Regions from separate parts of the Homo sapiens genome. Here region 1 is linked to region 2. Evidence: chromatin contacts called from ENCODE Hi-C data. All regions are on one chromosome and are shown on one strand. Each heading gives the region's core, a stretch centred on a gene start or an enhancer-like site at or near the end of the contact. The rest is flanking DNA. Distances are from core to core; before and after follow the strand shown. Region 1 has its middle 8.7 kb from the start of NHLH1. Region 2 holds the start of IGSF9 (immunoglobulin superfamily member 9).

Region 1 (2,799 bases), core at 239-2,738, 430 kb after region 2:
CATGCCCAGCTATGGGTTTTCATCTTTGATGAACAAAGAATGACATAAGCAGCATGAAGGGCTTGAGTTAGACCTAGGGAGGAGCTTCCATACAGGAGGACTTGACATCTTCCCCTTCCCATGTGAGTTAAATGACATGTGCTCTGCCCAGAGCCTGGCAAAAGGGAAGGCTGAACTGAGATCAGGGAGAACTTCAGGACTCCAAAGGGCCAGAGTTGGACGGGAACACAGAAATCACTGAATCCAACAACTTTATTTCAAAGGCAGGTAAACTACTGTCCAGACAGGTGACGTGACTCACCCATGATGATGGCCTGGGATTAGAAGCCAAGTCTTCCATTCCTGGCCCTGAGAGCTTTGTGCTTCTCTGTGCTCAGCAGCCACAGTCCTCTGGGCTCCCTGCCTCCCTCTCTTGTCTCTTTGCCTGGGCTGGAGAGCAGAAGGGCTTAGGGGGCCCCTCCCCTCAGGGATCCCTGAGGGCCTGGAGGTGGTGAGAGGGGGAAGCTGCAGCTGTTCTACTGCTAGCTCCGAATTTCTTCAGATAATCAATTGGCCTCGCTGCCGCTGTCGCTCTTGTTGCTCTTCTCACTCTGGGAAGGACAGGAGAAGGAGGTGGAGAGTGGGAAGAGGAGGGAGCAGGGGACCAGGCACTGGGGGAGGAGGGAGAGGGCAGGGAGATGGAAGTCCCTGGGCTGAGGGGAAAGTGAAAGCTTTGGGGCTAGCAGATAGGGAGGATGGGGAAAAGGGATTGTTAGAAGAGGATCTGCTCTGCATCCCTCATTCCACATCCCTCTAAACCCAACTCGTGGGTGGTGGGGTGGGGGAGGGGCAGTTAGGAGGACCCCAGAATGGGACTCTTGCACTTCACCCCTGCTTCCTTACTCCCCTTGCCAAGTATCCCATGCATGGCCATAGCTCCCCCAGCTGTCCATGCCCTCTTCCAGTCCTAGTGACCACAGGTGCCTGACCCTCCAGTCCTGTCTTCATCAACGCCCTGTCCTGTAACTCAGCAAACCCATCACCAGTGACAGAGCAGAAGTCAAGGCCCCAGGGGCTGGGTGGGGGTTGCCTAAAATCTCTCTCTCTCTCTCTCTCTCTCTCTCTCTCACACACACACACACACACACGCGCACACACACACACTGTCATAGGCTGCCAGGCATATGGCCTCTTTGTGCCCACACAATGGAGGCCCTGTCTGTGCCCTTTCCCAAGTCTGGGCACAGTGTGGAGGGTGCTCCGCTTCCTCATTCCACCCACCTCCCTTCCCTCTCCACCCCCAGTGCAGGCCCTGTCTTCTTTGCCTTTGCTTCTTCCTCTTTCTGGAAAGCCCTTTCTACCACCCAGTTCCTTTATCTTTCTGCTTTCTTCTTGTGTTCTTTCCTGAGCTTTTGACCTCTCATTGGATGAGGATTATGGGCAGAAGAAAGAGGCTCACAGTGCTGGGATGTCAGCGCAGGGAGGAGAAGGGAGCAAGCAGAGATGAGCCTGAAAGGCTGAGAGGGAGTGGAAGAAGGGAGGCAGTGGTGGCAGTGCAGCAACACTGTGCTAGAGGGGAGAAAGCCCACACCCGGCAGCCAGAGGTCCCGTGTCCCTGCTCTGTCTCCACCTTTCCCCTTTGTGCCACAGTGAGCAAACCGCATGCCCTCCCTGAGCAACAGCTTTTTCATATGGAAAGCAGGAAAGACAACAAGACCCACCGGGGTGTGATGAGGATTAAATGAGATCATCGTGAAAGTGTTCAACACCGGAAACGCTCATCAGATGCTATCTCAGGGGCAGTAAGTAGCAGGGTCAACTGTACTGTCATACAGTTTGTGCACTTTACAAAGCACCAGGCTAAGGGCAGTGCAGGGGCCTGACACCCAACCCCACTTCTACTAGACCAGCTGTGCACCAGGATGCAAGCATCCCCTGAGAGGTGGCCCTGGAACTGAGCCCCTCATGTGGGTTCCTGAGCATTGGTCAGGAGTCCAGATGAAAACTCCGAAGTCCTGACCACCTTGGGAACCAAGACAGAATGGAAAGGGACAAGAGGCTAAGGGGAATGTCTCTCCCTGAGGGGGAAATTCCTGAGCTTAGTCTTCTCTGAGCAAATAGACAATCCATGAGATCTACTAAACTAAGGATGGAGAAACTGCAGCTGAGGAGAAGAAGGGGGCTGAAGAAGCAGAAAAAAAAGAGGGAGACATGGATCGAGGGTGTGATCAGAGCAATGTGTTGGTCTGAGGACCCTTTTCTGGTTCCCTCGTCCTCCATTCCCTCCCTTCAGCAAGTTGAAGGCTGATTTGATTATTGCTTGTTGAACACTGTCCCCTGCTGGCTACTAGCAGAAACATTTTCCCTCTTCCCTATCCCTAGCTAGGAGCTGCTGAGAGCCTGAAAAAGAGAAGAAATGACCTGACTGGGGACAAAGGACGAAGGAATTGCAATTCTGCAATCTGGAATTCTCTACTTGTCAGAGATTTCTGGAAGGTGAAGGAGGCTTGAAGGCTGACTAGGGGTAAACAGAGTTTAGAATTCATAGGTGGTTCATTTACATATATTATGGCCTATAATTTTCAGATTGATTTTTTTCTGGTCTGTGTCTGTTTCATGTATTGTGTGTCTGTGTTATGTGTGTGTTCTGTATCTGGGCGTGCTTACCTGATTCTGTGGTTTTTGAACACGTGTATATCTGTGTACTTTTTTGTGTGTGTGCTCTTTTTAATATAGGAGTCTGAGTGACAGCTGGCAGGTATGGAGCAAGGAGAGGGAGCTGTCGAATTTCCTCTTTCCTAGAAGCCCGTTCTCCCCTTG
Region 2 (2,953 bases), core at 415-2,914:
AACTGGGGTTCCTCATATGCTTGGAAAAATATTTTTGAAGGAAGTATGGTAGATCAAGACTCTCATGGCCTAGGCTGCTCTCGCTTCTTTCCTTACTCTTGATGCTCACAAGGTATAGCAGCAAGATGGAACCAGTGCTGTCGCCTTCACCCCTCTGTGACAAATAAGGGCCCTGAGGATATCTGCTCAGGGGCAGAGAGCCAGTCAAGGGCAAATCCAGGGCGCTTAAGCCTCAGAAAGTGGTCCCCAGGACACCCCGATACAATCCCTTGTCCCATTTCCCCAGCCTCTATGAAAAACTCTGGAAGCTGAGGACCCGAGGCCTTTCTCCATTCAGTCTCCCTACACTGCTTTGGCAGTGAGTGAGTCAGGCACTTGGGAGAGGAGGAGCTGCCTCCCCCACCTGCCAGTATGGGGGATCCAGGCAGCATCCTCCAGGTCTGGACAGGTCCCGGGGCTGGCAGCTGGCGCCACTTCCTCACGATACTGCCAAGCAGCCCTCCCCCTGCCAGGCACCACCACCCAAGGACCTCACCCAAATCCCTCCCACTCACTCCCCTCCAATATCTTCGGGGTGCCAGGGTTTGTCAAGCTCTTTCTTCCCCAACCCCAGAGGCATGGTCCAAAAAAAAGCCTGTGAGTCCCTGAAGTGTACAAAATTAACCCTGGGGCATGGAGGGTAGGAGCTTCTGACAGCCCCACAGATCCTAGGGCAGTCTCAGAGAGCCAGAGGGTCCATGCCAGGGCCTGGCACTGCCAAGTGGACTCTGCTCTGAGTCCTCCAACCCACTCTTGGCCGCAAAGTTCAGGACAGACTATAAAACATCCTCCACAGAGTCTGATCCTTGCCTCTACTTAATGATCCTGTATGTCTAACTTCTGGCAATTCACTAGCAACCAAGCCCCCTGTTTCCCACTGCCTCCAGGCAGCTCTCCCACACTTCCCTGAAAAACCTTTTTCCAAGTATATAGGAACCCCCTAGTTCTCTCCTGGTTGTTTTCCGAGACTCTGAGTAACTAGGCATCCCTAGAATTCCTCCCAGTCTCTTAATATCTTTCCAACTCCCCCGGCCTCCACTATTTCCTCACCCTTCTAGTCTCCCCACACACCACTCCCTCGTCCTCCCATTACTCCCTTCCCAGTTATCGCTACTACGCACAATCCCCCCACAATTCCAGCTTCTCGCACCTGATCTCCAATTGCAGCAGGTCTCCTGCACTATAAAGAACTCCCTTCTGGTCTCCCCACCCCCCAGCCACTTCTCCCCATCCTCTCCTCCCGATAATTCCCCTCCCTGGGATTCTCCTGCATCAGCCCACAATACAATTCTGATACCCCACCCCCAACAATTCCTTTCTCCCTCGCATTCTCTGGTCCCCTGGAACTCCTCCTTTCTCTTAGAACCCACCAAGAACTCCCCCACATTGCCTCCAGAACTCCTGCAGTTCTCCGGGAACTCCCACCCACCCGCCAAGAATTCCACTTCACTCCCCAGAACTCCCCTAGTTCTACTCCTGCAACGAATTCCACTTCTCTCTAGAACTCCCCGCTTTCTCCTGTCCCCCATAACTCCGCACTACCAGCACCACCACTTCTATACCTCCAGTACGCCCCCTCCCTCACCTGCTCCGCACCGCTCGGCTCCACTCTCGCCGCTACACAATAGGGGGCGGACCCGCCTCCCCGCCTCGGATGCCCCGAGCGCCTCCCGTCGCCCTGGAGACCGCCAATCCCCCTCCCGCGGCGGCCAATTGGAGCCGCCAGAGGCACGGCGAGGCGGGCGGGACCCCTGAGCGGCCTGGGAGTTGTAGTTTCAGGAGGGAAGAGCTCGGCTGCACGTGGGCTCAGGTCGCCCCCTCGTGGACCTCTGCACAGCCAAGCGTGGAAAGGCCGGTGGGCCGCTTCCCGCCGCCAGCAAGAGGGGCAGCAGGGTCCGGCTCGCGCTCCAGGGCTGCGGGAGCTGGCCCCTTGCCAGGCTACTGGTACGCCGTCCTTCTTTCGGAACCTACGGGCGACCCTCTCCGCTCCCCGAACGGGCGCGCCACAGAGGCGGCAGCGAGGGTTGAAATCTGAGCCTGGGGGTAGGAGAACCAGGCGGGGAGCATGACTCCCCGCCCTCCTCCCAGGGGATCCACCCAGGTCCCGGGCTCATCCGATCTCCTCCCCCATCCCCATTTCTACCTCCACCCATTGCTTCTCTAGCAGGACTGGAAATACCTGTCTGCATTGGCGAGCTCCCAAATCTTGCCCAGGCGCCTCCCACCGTGTGCAGCTGAGGAAGGCTGTGCTCTGAGCGTGGGGTTGCCAAGTCAGCTCCCAAGGCAGCTCTGGCACCAACGACCCAGAGAAACAGGCCCAGAGGGGAGAAACGACAGATATCCTGACACGGGAGATTGAAAGGGAGGAATGAAATACAAGATCACTTACTGGACCCATGCAGGGTGCCAGACCCTGGACTAGATGCTTTATAACTCTTGTGTAACCTTCACAGAAACCCTGCGAAGTAAGTAGAGCTCCCTTTGACTAATGAGAAAACTGAGGCTCAGGGAGATGAAGTAACTTGGCCCAAGCTTTCCCAACTAGGTTATGGCAGAGCTGGATTGAGACCCAACCCAAACTTCATCAAACCTACTCCCTTGGAGGCTTCGCCCTCAGACACAAAGATATCTTGCATATCTTGCCCCTCAGAGATTCCACCTCCTCAGCCTGGTGATGCTGTAGGGATGCTGGGTCGGCTTAAGCAACATTGCCTGTCCAGGTCCTTCCCATTCAGTTGGCTCCCTTGGAAGCCTTCCATGAAAGCAACGTGCTGATCTCATCCCAATCCGAAGTACTAAGACTCAAACTGAGTGCACCAGGCATCAGACTCACAGAATCACTGCTGCAGCATCATGAGAGAACCTCCAGGATGGGCCTAAGCACTACTTGGCCCCAGAATCCCTGGCACATCAT

What was found. A loop is a pair of places that touch in the nucleus more often than their neighbours do. Pooled maps may share reads with other maps.
Region 1: a map of Calu3 shows a loop between it and region 2 (5-fold over the local background). The contact joins the enhancer-like site here to the promoter of IGSF9 in region 2. A Hi-C loop is called at or near these places in 13 of 168 maps with a recorded cell type or tissue (CD4-positive, alpha-beta T cell, CD4-positive, alpha-beta memory T cell, CD8-positive, alpha-beta T cell and 9 more), 8 of 37 single-sample maps with no recorded cell type and 21 of 50 pooled maps.

What each region holds. Positions count from the first base shown.
Region 1 is chr1:160,374,388-160,377,186 of GRCh38, forward strand. No RefSeq gene overlaps it. Among named protein-coding and RNA genes, the nearest start is that of NHLH1, 8.7 kb to the left of the region's middle. RefSeq lists an enhancer at 1,775-1,824. Within about 2 kb of position 1,489, at least 10 of the 41 ENCODE cell types and tissues checked have a DNase peak (open chromatin) inside an H3K27ac peak, as active enhancers do; they include dorsolateral prefrontal cortex and heart right ventricle, where a contact is called at or near this core.
Region 2 is chr1:159,943,949-159,946,901 of GRCh38, forward strand. IGSF9 (immunoglobulin superfamily member 9) reads right to left here and starts at 1,665. Exons shown (of 21, transcript NM_001135050.2): 1 at 1,625-1,665. LOC124904438 (a long non-coding RNA gene) reads left to right here. Exons shown (of 3, transcript XR_007066684.1): 2 at 2,204-2,504. RefSeq lists a silencer at 1,651-1,945 and an enhancer at 1,788-2,288.